2 separate regions of the Mus musculus genome follow, and region 2 is linked to region 1. The links are chromatin contacts, found by Hi-C or POLR2A ChIA-PET in ENCODE. All regions are on one chromosome and are shown on one strand. Each heading gives the region's core, a stretch centred on a gene start or an enhancer-like site at or near the end of the contact. The rest is flanking DNA. Distances are from core to core; before and after follow the strand shown. Region 1 overlaps Scml4 (Scm polycomb group protein like 4). Region 2 holds the start of Mtres1 (mitochondrial transcription rescue factor 1).

Evidence for each region. A loop is a pair of places that touch in the nucleus more often than their neighbours do. ChIA-PET counts read pairs that join two places held with the same protein, here RNA polymerase II (POLR2A).
Region 2: a map of heart shows a loop between it and region 1 (4-fold over the local background). The contact joins the promoter of Mtres1 here to the enhancer-like site in region 1. A Hi-C loop is called at or near these places in 1 of 37 maps with a recorded cell type or tissue (heart). POLR2A ChIA-PET finds 5 or more read pairs at or near these places in 1 of 5 experiments (Patski).

The regions. Positions count from the first base shown.
Region 1 is chr10:42,952,857-42,959,568 of GRCm38, forward strand. Scml4 (Scm polycomb group protein like 4) reads left to right here. Exons shown (of 9, transcript NM_172938.3): 8 at 3,033-3,178; 9 at 4,763-6,712. The coding sequence ends at 4,888. Among named protein-coding and RNA genes, the nearest start is that of Gm5079, 35 kb to the right of the region's middle. Within about 2 kb of position 5,250, at least 2 of the 3 ENCODE cell types and tissues checked have a DNase peak (open chromatin) inside an H3K27ac peak, as active enhancers do; they include heart, where a contact is called at or near this core.
Region 2 is chr10:43,536,533-43,543,579 of GRCm38, forward strand. Mtres1 (mitochondrial transcription rescue factor 1) reads right to left here and starts at 4,486. Exons shown (of 4, transcript NM_026411.2): 1 at 4,408-4,486.

The DNA of each region.
Region 1 (6,712 bases), core at 4,000-6,499:
GAGGGGGTCAATATAATATATGACCCTGGTAATGAGAGGACTTGGGTTGTATTGTTCACCAAACACCTTACACAAGACTAAGACGTGGAAAGAGCTTGATACATGATTGTAAAATAGACATCGGCGGATTCTTAAGGAGTTATATTAAAATATAAATATAAAATATAATATAATATAAAAGGTAGGCAGGTGATTGTACTACAAAGGATGTGGGACACATTCAAGAAGGATAGATAAAGGTCAGGTGGAGAGGTAGGTGATAGCAAGAAGGATGGCCCTGGTGGTCATGAAGGGGTCTGATGGCCCCGGGCTTGCATGCACGTGTGTTCATGTTCTCTCAAGATCTGGATCAAAGGCAAATTGTCTTCTTGCCTCAGGATCCGGATCACAGGTGTGCCCTCCATTCCTGGATTGTACTTCATTCCACATACAGTCAAGTTGACAACTGAGAATAGCCATCGCAAACAGTTTGCCCTGAGGGATGTGCAGGGAGCCTCTTTCACTCTGTAGAGCACCTGTGGTAGGTTGACCAGAAGGCCCAGTGCTTGCCCACTTCAGTACCTATAGCAGCTTCTCCGGCTGGAGAATGTTACCACGATCCAAGACACATTGCAGTCAAAAGACAAGCAGGGGAAGCTCCCAAACTCCTTTCCTTCCATCTAAGAAGGAAAGGTATGGAACCACAGTACAGCTGTTGACTTGGAGGCACAGTGCATAGGCAAGGGGGACTCAGAGGGACCTTGAGTGCTAGAAACGTACAGTCAGAGCTTGGTCTCCGGGACAACTGAGGCAGTGACAGTCCCATGCTAGATAGAAAAGAGCTGAAGCAAGGAGACCCACGGAAAAATCATTGCAGGGTACATTGCAGGCACATTTCTGACTTCCCCCATTCTTAGTAGCAAGTACTTGACAACAAGCAACTGAAGGGGGAGGGGACACAGTTTCAGCTCACGGTTTGGGGTGACCACCCCTCATGACAAGGTGGTTGTGGAAGCAGAAGTTGCCTGAACTGGGGCAGTGAAGCTTGATCAGTGCCAGCTGTGCCAGAAAGCAGAGAGAGGAGACCATGTGCTTACCTGGTTGTCTTGGTTACAGAGTCTTTGTGTGATAAAACACCATGACCACACGCAGCATAGGGAGGAAAGGGCTTCATTCATCTCACAGCTTGTATCCCACCATCCAGAAAAATCATAGCAGGAGCTCAAGGCATGACTGGCTTGTTCCCGATGGCTTGCTCTACTTGCTTGCTGGATTTCTTTCTTCCATTCTTCTTGCCTTTCTTTTTCCTTCTTTCCTTCTTTCCTTCTTTCCTTCTTTTCTTCTTTCCTTCTTTCCTTCTTTCCTTCTTTCCTTCTTTCCTTCTTTCCTTCTTTCCTTCCTTCCTTCCTTCCTTCCTTCCTTCCTTCCTCCCTCCCTCCCTGTTTTCTTTCCTTCCTTCCCCTTTCTTTCTCTCTCTTTCATTTTCTTTTTTCCTCTCACATAATACATCCTGACTGCTATTTCCCTCCCTCCTCTCCTCCCAGTCCCTCTTCTACACCTCCCCTCTCCCCCAAATCCACTGCCCCTCTGTTTCTCTTCAGAAGAGAGCAGCCTCCCAGTGATATCAGCCGAACAGGGCATAACAAGTTACAATAAGAATAGGCACAAGTCCTTATATCAAGGCTAGATGGAGCAACTCAGTAGGAAGAAAAGGGTCCCAAAAGCAGGCAAGAGAGTCAGAGAAACCCTGACTCCCACAAGAACACCAAGCAACCATAACACATATCATAACTAGCCCAGATCCATGCAAGCTCCCTGATTATTGCTTCAGTCTCTGTGAGTCCCCATGAGCCCTGCCTGCTTAGTTGATTGGGTGAGTTGTGTTCTTGTTCCTTGACCTCTCTGGTTCCTACAATCCTTCCTTCCCTTCTTCTGAGGGATTCCCTGAGGTCAGCCTAATGTTTCAGCCTAATGCTTTCTTTTAGCACCCACAACTATCAGCCCGGGGGTTGCAGTGCCCACAGTGAGCTGGATGGGCCCTCCCACACCAACCATCAGTCAAGACAATGTAGCACAGGCTTGCCCACAGGCCAGTTGGGTGGGCTCATTATCTCAGTTGAGGTTCCTTCTTTCAGAATGATTCTAGCATTGACTGAATTCACATAACACTAGCCAGCACACTAACCTTCTCCCCCAGTACCTCATCCAGTCTGAGACCCCATCCTCTGCGGTGGCACTGCCCACATTCAGGCTGGGTCATCCCTGAGGTGTGTCTCCTGGGTGATTCTAAGTCTAGTCACACTGACAGTACAAATTAGCTATACCATTAGTGGTATGCCTTTACCAAAGAGTCGGCAAGCATGGCGGGGGTGGGGGGGGGTGGAGGGAGGGCAAACAGGAAAGACAACCCCCTAAGGACTCCTATGAACCAAGGGCTGAGGACAAGGGACAGGTAGTGAAGTAACACCTTCTTCTTCTAATAGCAGGTACAGACAGACCAGACATGAACAAACCCCACCCCACCCCACCCCACCCCACCCTGGTGCTGCTGGAGGTATAAATGAAAGATTAGCCATTGTGCAAAGTCCAAAAGTGAAGACCCACCTCTGTTCTGCCACATTGCCATCTCCAGAGGACATAGGGAGGGCCCAGTATTGCTTGGCCCCACAGGCTACAGAGGCCCATTTTGCTTACCACTCAGCTCACCAGCCCCAGGCACCAATAGCTGTCTATAGCAGACCCTGGTCCACAAACACGAAACGGAACCGAACGTTAGCTAGAATTTTGAACCAGAATTTCAGTTTGTCAAGGATGAGAGCTCTCCCAAGCCTTCTTCCATGGGCAGCAGAGCACAGAGAGGCTGTTGCCCTTTGCGCCTCACTGACCAGCCACTCAAAGCATCTACCTGTCTCAGGGACACATGCGGTGGACTTCAGAGCACTAAGGACTCCATCTGGGAAAGCTAAGGGCTTGGGGGTGACCCAGTAGGCAGCACCAGACGGGCACTGAGTTTCACTGGCTCATGGTCCCCCTCCTCTGCTCACTCCCTCCAGCCCCGAGCCCCTCTCCGGAGGTGCAGGATACCAGGCGACCAAGCAGCAGAAACCCTTCTACCTGGACCGTGGAGGACGTGGTCCGGTTTGTGAAAGATGCTGATCCCGAGGCTCTGGGACCTCATGTGGAGCTCTTCAGAAAGCACGTATGAAAGTAATGGGTCTGAAGGGCGGGCCAGGGAAAGAGAGGCATGGACCGAGGGAGGAGATCGGGATCCTCCAGACGCTGTCACTCTAGACTAAGCTCTAGCAGTGCCCTTAAGTGAGTCAGAGATGGGAGAGACAGAGGCAACCATAGGCCTGGCAGAGGAGAGCCACTGACAGATTTGTGTTTTTAAGGAATATGTTTCTCTTCTGTTCTCTCTCTTGGGCTTTGCCTGATTTTTTGCTAATCCATTCATCCATCATCCATCTATCTGTCCATTCACCCACCCATGCATCATCTATCCACCCATTCACCTACCAGTCTGTCCATCCATCCATCTCTCCATCCATCCATCCATTATCCACTCATTAACTCATCCATCTGTCCAATCCATGCATCCATGCATGCATGCATCCATCTATCCATCCATCCAACCATCCATTTACCCACCAATCCACCCATCTCTCATCTGTCCTTATCCATGTATCTGTCCACCTGTTCATCAATCATCCATCTGTCCATCCATCTACTCACCCACCCATCTACCCATCCATCCATCCACCCACCCACCCACCTGTGCATTCAACAGTCATCTATAGAACCCTGCAATATGCCAGGCAAACTGTGATCCTGTGCTCTTACTGCTTAGACCAGTGGCTTTCAATCTTCCTAATGCTACAACCGCTTAATACAGTCCCTCATGTTGTGGTAACCCCCAATTATAAAATTATTTTTGTTGCTACTTTATAACTAATATTGCTACTGTTATGAATCATGATGTAAATATCTGTGTTTTCCGATGGTGACCCCTGAGAAAGGATCAATCGACCACAAAGGGGTCGAGACCCACAAGTTCGAAACCACTGGCTTAGAGGGTTAAATGAGAAAATGCACATTAATACGTTACATGAGGCCTCACTCATATACAGAGCCTTCACATCAATGTTATAATCACGTAGGCGCTTTTGAAATATACAAAGATAGTAAGTGGGGCAAACGGTAAGAATTACTGTTACCTGCCCAGCTTACGATATTAATTCTGGATTGGTAGTATAACGAATTGCTACAAATCCAGGGTCTTTAGACAAGAGACATCTCTTATCTCTATTTCTGTGGGTCTGGAGCCTGCCTGGATCTCAGGCGTTGGCAGGGATAAATTCGTGTCTAGGTGTTCTAGGGACAATCTGCTTGCCTGCCTTTCTCAGCTTCACGACCCTCTTTAAAGCCAGGATCATCGACCCTGGTCCTCCTCAGGCTGACCTGTCTGTGGCTCTCTCTGTCTTTACCTGGATAGATGACATATACATGAGATAGTAGGAATGCAGGCGAAACTGTCTGCTTCAATCAAACAAGGGCAGGAATCTGAAAGGTGCAAGGTAGCAACTGAGTTTCCGGAGGGGCTGGGAAGACGAGGGCCTCGTAGTTGCTTGCTTTGTTTCCAAGAGCTTTCCCAGAACAAGTAGTATGCGCGCTCTAATCTACTCACCTGTCCTTAAAGTGCCCCTGGAGCACCCGCGGGGCACCCACGGGGCCATAACTACCGTTTGGCTGCTCTGACTGTCCTTTGGCTTTCCCTTCTCTCCAGGAGATTGATGGCAATGCCTTGTTGTTGCTGAGGAGCGACATGATCATGAAGTACCTGGGACTGAAGCTGGGACCCGCACTGAAACTCTGCTATCACATTGACAAGCTAAAGCAAGCTAAATTCTAAAGAGTTGGAAACAAAGCCCCACATCTCCAGGTTACTTCTGCCAGACCAGCATCCGGCCAACATCATGAGTAGACTGTCCTCTTAAACGTCGCAGCCACAACGACTGTGTCTTCTTATAGAACGTGTGCATCCTTGCCTTTTCTAATATTCCTAGTGGCCCCTTTCAGACACTCAACCGTGTGCTAGACTTGTCAGAAAAATCACAAAAAGGCTATTACAGTGTTCCTGACGTGCTGGTCACTCTTTACGGGTGCTATTTGTGCCGCGACAGAGTGGATAACTGAATGCTGTCACACAAGGAGAGCCCTGGAGGGGGCTCACAAAGTCCCTGCAGGGGCTGTGGGGACGCCCCCAGTGGCGGTGGCAACTGCTCCCTGTTCTTGGGACCGATCAGCATGAGTTTCCCTGGACTCAGCCCTGGAAGTTGTCTTCTGATGACCACCTCGCCTTGCACTATCTGGAAAACTTGAATTTTTGTTGCTGTTTTTTTGTCCGTTTGTTTGTTTTTGTTTTTGTTTTCCGCTCTCGAAGAGAAAAGGGAAAGGATGTTTTGGAGCCCTAGCTACTGAAGTCCTTCCTTGCTCCACTAGAGGGCAGACTGCTAACGAGGTTTCGGGATGCACAGACTGCGTGGCCGGGGTAGGGTTTTTATAAGCAAGACCTCGCTTGCACAGGGACAGGGAATGAAGTCCACATTGAGCACCCCAGATTGCCACTTGGGAAGAAATCAGGCTCTGTCAGGCGGGGTCCAGCTCATATCCATTACTTACTGACTTACTCGGTACAAATTCCGAAGCAGCCATCTGCCTAAACAAAGACTGGTGTCCCTTCTCTCCCAGAGTCTCACTGAGGCTCTGATATGACGGCATGCTGAAGAATCTTGGTGACATTTAGCTATGGGTATTTCTTGAAAAAAAGGCGGGGGGCGGGAACTGTCTCGACAAAGTTTGAAATAGGACATACTGATTTCTAGTTTCATGGCTGCGTTCTTAGCTGTGTGTCTGTGGCTAATTTTTCTAGTCTTCAACAAATACGCAGACGTGTTTTTATTGGGTTTAATTCAATTTACAAATAGGTTTTTACTCTTCACTGTGAAGTAATGGGAAAAAATTGATTTTCTACCCTTTGCAGCTGTGTCCAGAGAGGGGGGTGGAGCCAGGGTTTCCTAGGCAGAAGGGTGACCTCTTTACTGCCTATTCTTTATGGAATCCCTCCCCCTTTGTTTATTCTCGATGAATAGAGAACTCATGGGCACAGCCTTTTCCTTAAAGGCACATCTGGGGAAGGTGAGGGTCAAGGATAACCTAGGGTCTCCCTTGACAATAGTATGAATTTTAGAAAGGCACCTTCCCTCAGGCTGCAGTCTGAGCAAGATCTCAGCTGGCAAGTGTAGCCAGACGTCCTGGACTGTAACAAGATAAATGCGGTCTCTCAGATGGATCTACCTATTGTACCAATCAGGTAGAATTTAGGTAAAGAGCACAGGACATACTCCATGCTGTGCTATAAGGGCCCACTTTGATGTTCCCTGTTTGTGGGAGTGTGACATGACCCTGCAAGATCTTTGTTACATATACACGGGTGGTTGGACTTAAGTAAGACAGAGAAGGAGAAAATTGTCCCAGAGCTTCCCACTGAATGGAACTTGATCAGGCTGTGGATGAGCCGGATGTCTGTTATTGCTAGCATGAGGCAGAAATGACCTTGAATTAGACCTTGGAGAGACTCTTTAAGATGATAAAGCAATGAGCGGACTCTGCCTAGAAGAAGATTTTTAACTCTGGGTGCTCGCTGCTGCTCTGAAGTTAGATCCTTGTCTCAGAA
Region 2 (7,047 bases), core at 3,236-5,735, 580 kb after region 1:
TAGATGCCAGCAGAGAACAGGCCCCAAGGGAGGACCAGGAGAAGCCAGAGCTGGTTGGGAGAGCCCTGAGTATGGAGTGAAGAATCTGAAAATGTGGCGGAGCAGATTGCGGAGCTCCTCTTAAATCAAAGCAGGGAATGCTGGGTCGTCCCACATCTGAAGCACAGAATGCTGCTGCTTGAGGTGTGTATGCATTTTCAGCACGTTGGGAATAAAGGCTCAGGAGTTCAAGATCTTTTTTGTTTTGCTTTGCTTTGTTTTGTTTTGTTCGTTTTTCAAGACAGGGTTTCTCTGTGTAGCTGGCTGTCCTGGAACTCACTTGTAGACCAGGCTGGCCTCGAACTCAGAAATCCGCCTGCCCCTGTCTCCCGAGTGCTGGGATTAAAGGCGTGCACAACCACGCCTGGCTAGGAGTTCAAGGTCAGTCTGAGATCCAAACATAAAACAGACAAACAAACAATCCAAAACAAACTAAAAAAAAAAAAAAAAAAAAAAAAGAAAGAAAAAAAAAAACCAACAACAACAAAAAACCCAACTGGGGCAGAAGGCAAAGTGCCAGTAATGTCAACTCTTAGGAGACAAGACAGGAGCACTGTTAGTCTGAGGCCAGGCCAATCTCCAATCTCACAGCAAGTTCCAGGCCAGGTAGGGAGACATATACAGGTGAGCCCATCTCACACGGTACACAGAACAAACTAGGGCCAGGGAGACAACCCAGTGCTAACTAATGGTGCTTGTTGTGCAAACAAGAACCCCCTCCCATTTAATAGGCTGAGCACAGCTGTGTATGCCTATGATCCACCCTTTGGGAAACACAGACATTGGGAGAGCTCGCTAACCAGCCAGCCACCCAGCCTAGCGATGATGGCAAGCTTCAGGTTCAGTGAGAGACCAGTCTTGAGGCAATGAGGTAGACAGTGATGGAGTGACAGAATTCCAATGACCTCACCTAGCTTCCATATCACATACACAAACATACTCACTCTCTTCACTCACACACACACACACACACACACACACACACACACACACAATTTCTTTTCCTTTTGTATGGCCTCCTGACGGTCCCAGATCTTCTGCCATCCTTATCATTTGTCCCTTTCCAGATTCTGGTAGCGCCAATATGTCTTTTGCCTTCGCACCCCCACGCCTCCCTTTTGAGGTAAGGTTTCATGTATTCTAGGCTGCTTTAAACTCACCATGCTAGCAAAGGCTACTTCCGAACTTTTGCTCCTCCCGCCTTGGCCTCTTGTACTGGGTTTACAGGTATGGATTACGATCCTTGTCCACCTGAGCAGAGTCAGTACAGAGGACCCGTGACTGCTGTTTGTAGTAAGGCCTGCTGCCAACCCTGTGCTGACTAGTGACTGTGAAACTGGACTTCAGCAGAGTTCCCCACATTCTCCAAACTTAAGTGACTCACTCTACTGAGACTGTGATCTGCTTCACACTGAGCACTTAGCTTTTCTCCTAGAAGCCTGCCCTAAGTTGCTGTGGAGGAATTCCACGCTTCCTGCATGATCCCAAGGCAGACTTGTAGATAACACCAGGCCTGGCTTCCTTCTTTTTGCCCATGTCTCTCCCTTTTCCTTACTTTGCATCATAAACCCACAATGTAATAAATCATAGCTGCGGGTATGGCTATATGCTGAGGCCCACAGACACAATGTCTAACTAAGTGTCTGACATGACCAAACCCAGAACCAAACACGTGATATCAGACCTGCTGAACCTGGAACCTTCTTCATTTTAGTTAATGTAACAGCATCTGCCTGGTGACTCAAAACAGAAGCTAGTGGCTTTCCTTTCTTTCTTTTCAAGGCAAGGTCTTGTTATATAGCCCTGTTGTCCTTCAGTTCACAGCCTCCCCGGGGCTCCCACACTTTGGGATTACAAGCACGTCACACCATGTCCCGCTTCTCATGACTTTCCACTGCCTTGCTTTGAGACAGGGTCTCAGGTAGCTCAAATTCTCTAGGCTGCCTTGAAACTCTTCTGCCTCCAAAGTGCTGGTGACTGGAGACTACAGGTGTCCACTCCTGGACAGTTTTCTTCTTCTTTTTTCGAGACAGGGTTTCTCTGTATAACCATGGCTGTCCTGGAACTCACTCTGAAGACCAGGCTGGCCTCGAACTCAGAAATCCGCCTGCCTCCCGAGTACTGGGATTAAAGGTGTGCACCACCACGCCCGGCTTCCTGGATTATTCATGTTAATTACTGTTGTTTGTATACATGGTGTATATAAGTCGTCTCTCTCTCATCTTGGCAACACATCTGGCTTTCTGGCATGGGTTTCAGGGAGTGAATACGACTTCAGGTTTGGCATGGTAAAAGTTCAGGCCAGCATGAACTACCAGGCAAGACTATAAAAGCAGCTCCCCCAAAGCATTCAAAAGAAAAAAACACTCCTGGGCCTGGTGGGGCAGGGTGATGTGACGGATCAATGGCTGCTTAGGCCAGAGTGTGGCCGAGGCCAGCCTGGTTAACTCAATGAGAGCCTGTTTCACAGAATTAAGAAAGGTGCTACTGTAAACCCGGTCCAAAAGTCCATGGCTGGGAAGATCCTGGGGAACCTGTTGTTGGTTTGCTACACAAATATGGTGTCAAAGTGCCTTCTACATATACACCCAGAAGTTAGCTTTAAAAAGCTTCTCTTTGCAGTGGGCATCAGTTAAAGTATAAACTGATTAAAGTACGGGGACTTACGTGCTCAGCCCTAAATGAGACAGCTACACCACACCCTCACACACAAAACCCAAACTAAACAAAACCTGAACAGTGACAACCGTGTCTGTCTTACTTGGTCAGCTTCAGCCCCTGCCGCACTGACACTAGTCTTCATGGTCCTTACACACAAGCAGCTATCCTTAAAGAGTGTTTTCCATGGCTACAACTGATTTAGAGCTGGGGTGATTATAAAGGATAGAGATTTTTTTTTACTCATGCCTCTAGAGTCTGGGAAATTCAAGTCAACTGCCTCTAACCCTCTTCTCCCCTTAAACAAACTCCCCTTCCCTTCTGCCCTTTAGAAGCTGCCATTTGGTGAAAGGACTTCTTGCTGCATCACAAGGTGGAAGATAAGGATGGTGTAAGCATGCCAGAGAGAGCTTGTTTTCATAACAAAGCCACGTACTCCCTTAATACCCACTAATACCGACTGTCCATTCTTCAGAAAGAACCTTCATGGCCCTGCTCTTCCTAAAGGTACTGCACCAAATTCCTAACACATGAAACTAGGGGGACACATTCTGGACAAACTAGGGACCTTTGTTCCAGACAGGCCTAGAACACTCTCACTTAGGTATCTGCAAGGAAACTCACCTTCAAGTCTAGACTCAAACACATCCCCTCAGCGGGGCCTACCCATTCCATTCCAACTATTCCAACGCAACTCCACCTTGCCAATCGGTCCCCTTTACCACACTTACCCCACCCCCAGAGCTAATCACAGGCTGCTGTGTAATTTACCAGATGCTGTCTGCATGTGCATACACTCCACAAGACTAGACTTCTTCTTCATCCCTGTTTTATTTATCTCACGTGCACAGAAATAGTGCCTGGTAATTAAAAACTTGCAGAAGCTAGGAACGCTGTTGCAAGCCTATAATTCAAGCATCTGGGAAAGAGGCAGGAGCTCACGTGTTCAAGGACATCGTTCACTATAAAAGTAAGAAGCCAGTCACAACGAGGCCGCCTTAAAAAAGTCTTATAGACCTAAGTCTGGAGGTCACCCAGACGGCACGAGAGATACAGAGAGTTTTAGTAGGAAAGTAACCCGGCAGGAGTCCATATGAAAAAATCTCCTTGACGGCAGTTTGCATTAGAGATGACTAGGAAAGAAAGCCCGTAAGGTTCGTTTCGGGTGAGATTTCTATAAAGCTATAGACTCTATAACGAAGGCTAAGACTGGCAGAAGAGCAGTGTTTAGGATACACAGGCAAAGCTGTCCTTGACCTGCACTACGCTGGGAGTGGATCCACGTTCCTTAGCGTGTCACCGCTCTGTAAGACCCGGGCCTGGCCTCCAGTTGGTTGGGTCTACAGCTACGAAACCCTTCCCTTCTGCGGACGTCGGAAGCGGACTTCTACACAAGATCGAGTTCCCCTGGAGCCCTCCCATCCCGAACCTTCCCCAGGTCCCCCAAGGTCAAAGGAAACTGGACACTCCCACGCCGCCCAGCCCCGAGTCAGTGTGTCTGCAGCTTGCTGCACCCAAGTCCGGGGACGCACAGCCTGGGCCAGCTTAATTCCCACGGTCCCGGGGTTCGAGAGGCGTCCCTAGGCAACCCCAACTCTGCGGAACGGGAAGGGTTCGCAGACACGGCCGGAGCGCCGCAGGGCAGAAGCCAGCCGAGGGCGAAGCGCCCGGCGAGGGGCTGAGCCGGCGGGCCAGTAGGGGCGCACTCACCTGCGCAGTCCGCTGGTCCCTCCCCGGACCGCGCCGACCGCAGGCGGGAGCCACCTCCGCACCTGCCCCGCCTCTTCCGCCCCAGCCTACGCAGAGAGTGGACCCCTAGGCGCATCTGAGCACGGTGGTGGCCTCACAGCGTCCCCTGCTGGACGCGGCGCCTTGGAGGACCACGCTGTTGAGGTCGGGGTGTGGGGAAGTGAGGTGGGGGGGGGGGGGGGGGGGAGAGGGGACGTGGGAGGCCCATCCCAGGCCCGCTGAGCTTGGCAGCCAGTTCCAGAAGAATTTGGTTTGGAAGCAAAAGTTCTTTCTCTCGAATAGCCAAAGCCCTGAACTTCTTAGTGAGTTATAGATGTTGTCTCCAGAAAACTGTCTTAACATCACAGAATATAAGAGTTTACTTCTAACCCGTCCGTGTGTAGGTGTATCGCTGTAATCCCAACACTGGAGAGACCGAGGTAGGAAGAATGGGGGTTCAAGGTTTTCCTTGGGTACATGACTAGGAAGTTCGAGGCCAGGCTGAGCTACAAAGAAATAAATATAAATGGGAATAAATAAAATACCTCACATTGGGTGTGATCCTATCATTGGGGGAGTGGAGGCAGAAAGATCAAGTAAGTCACTTGACCTGTCTTTGGCTACATAACAAGCTTGAGACCAGCTTGGGTTACATGAAACCCTGTCTCAATATATCAACCCCTGACCCCCCACCCCCCAAAAAAAACTAAGTCACACCGTTTTCGTTCAGTTTTCTTGCCATGCCAGAAGTGATTGGACAGGGGTTAGAGTCTAGGAAAACACGGTTTAGTGGAACCAGTGAAAACAAACCTTGGGAGTCAGATGGAATATAGCCCAGACACTAGAGTACAGTCAGTTTCACAAAAGTTGTTTTTTTGTTTTGTTTTGTTTTGTTTGTTTGTTTTTAAAACGTAAATACTTTTACGTGTATGAGTGTCTTTGCCTGCATGTACCATGTGCCTCTATGCTGAAGGAGGCCAGAAGAGGGCATTGCATCTCCTGGGACTGGAGTTACAGATGGTTGCTAACCACCATGCAGATGCTGGGAATGGAATCTGGCTCATCTGGAAGAGCAGCCAGTGCCCTTCCCTCTGGAGCCCAGGTTTAGATATGTTTGCGTTAACGTTTGTTGGGATATATGCTGTATTAAACGAGAAGTAGCCTTCCTGATTTTCTTCTTTTTCAGACGTTTCCCTTCCAAGTCTGTGAGCTCTGTTCCCCGCCTTTTCATTGATGCTCCTTTCTCCTAAGTTGGCACAATAGTTTCTTGATTGTGTTTGTATAAGAGGAATGCACAACTACAAATTGTTTCAAATGCTGAAATGATACATCTACACGGTTGACATTGTGAGATCAGGAGGGATACACAGTTGCATTTACTTGTAGGTCAACACCTGCCATCATGTTTGACCTAGGGAACTCAGGTCTTTTAGTCTTGGCAGCGAAAGCCTTTATCCTTTGAGCCAGTTCACCACCCCTTGGGAAAAAATTTTTTAAAAAAATTAAAAAGATTGCAGGGTATGGTAGCCCATGTCTTTAGTTTTAGCATTTGTGAGGCAGAGGCAGGCAGATCTCTGTGGGTTTGAGACCAGCCAGGTCTAAAAAGCAAGTCTAGAACAGCTAGGGCTCCTTTCACAGAGAAACACTGTCTCAAAAAACAAAACAAAACAAAACAAAACAAAAAAACCAAACAACCAAACCAACCAAACAAAAAATGTTATTTCTGTGGGTGTCTGTGGGTGTGTAGGTCAGAGGACAGCTTGCCGGAGTCTGTCTACTATGTGGGGCCCAGGGATCAAAATTGCATTGCCAGGTCTGGTAGCAAGTGCGTTTACCCACTGAGCCATCTCACAGGGTGAAATCTTTTTAAGATGACATACAGAGGACCAGGAGAGATGGCTCAGTGGTTAAGAGCACTGGTTGCTCTTCCAGAGGATGTGGATTTGATTCCCAGCACACATATGGTGGCTTATACTATCTGTAGCTCCAGTTCCAGAGACCAATCCCTCTTTTGACATGTGAGAGCATCAGGCACACACACACACACAAGCAAAATTAATATTTGAATACACATTTATTTTCTTTATTAATTCTTCAGGTATTGTAGAAAAAACACTTGTTCATAATAATTAGTAATTCTGTAGAAAAGAAAAAATAGTTAATACAAAGGCCTTTATATGTGTAATTTAAAAAATATTTATTTGGGCAGGAGAGATGGTTCAGCAGTTAAGAGCACTGACTGCTCTTCCAGAGGTCCTGAGTTCAATTCCTAGCAACCACTTGGTGGCTCACAACCACCTGTAATGGGATTAATGCCCTCCTCTGGTTTGTCTGAAGAGAGTGACAGTGTACTCAGATACATAATATAAATAAATAAATCTAAAAAATATTTATTTTATGTCTATTCAAATATTATCTCATATAGCTTGACTGACCTTGAACTTGCTCTGTAGCTAAGGATACGCTTGGACTTCTTGTTTTCCTGCCTCCAGCTCTTGAGTTCTACTGTAGGCCAGTGCAATCACACTTGGCTTTTATTTAAAATATACATTAAAAAGAAAAAGCGGGAGGCAGAGGCAGGCGGATTTCTGAGTTTGAGGCCAGCCTGGTCTACAGAGTGAG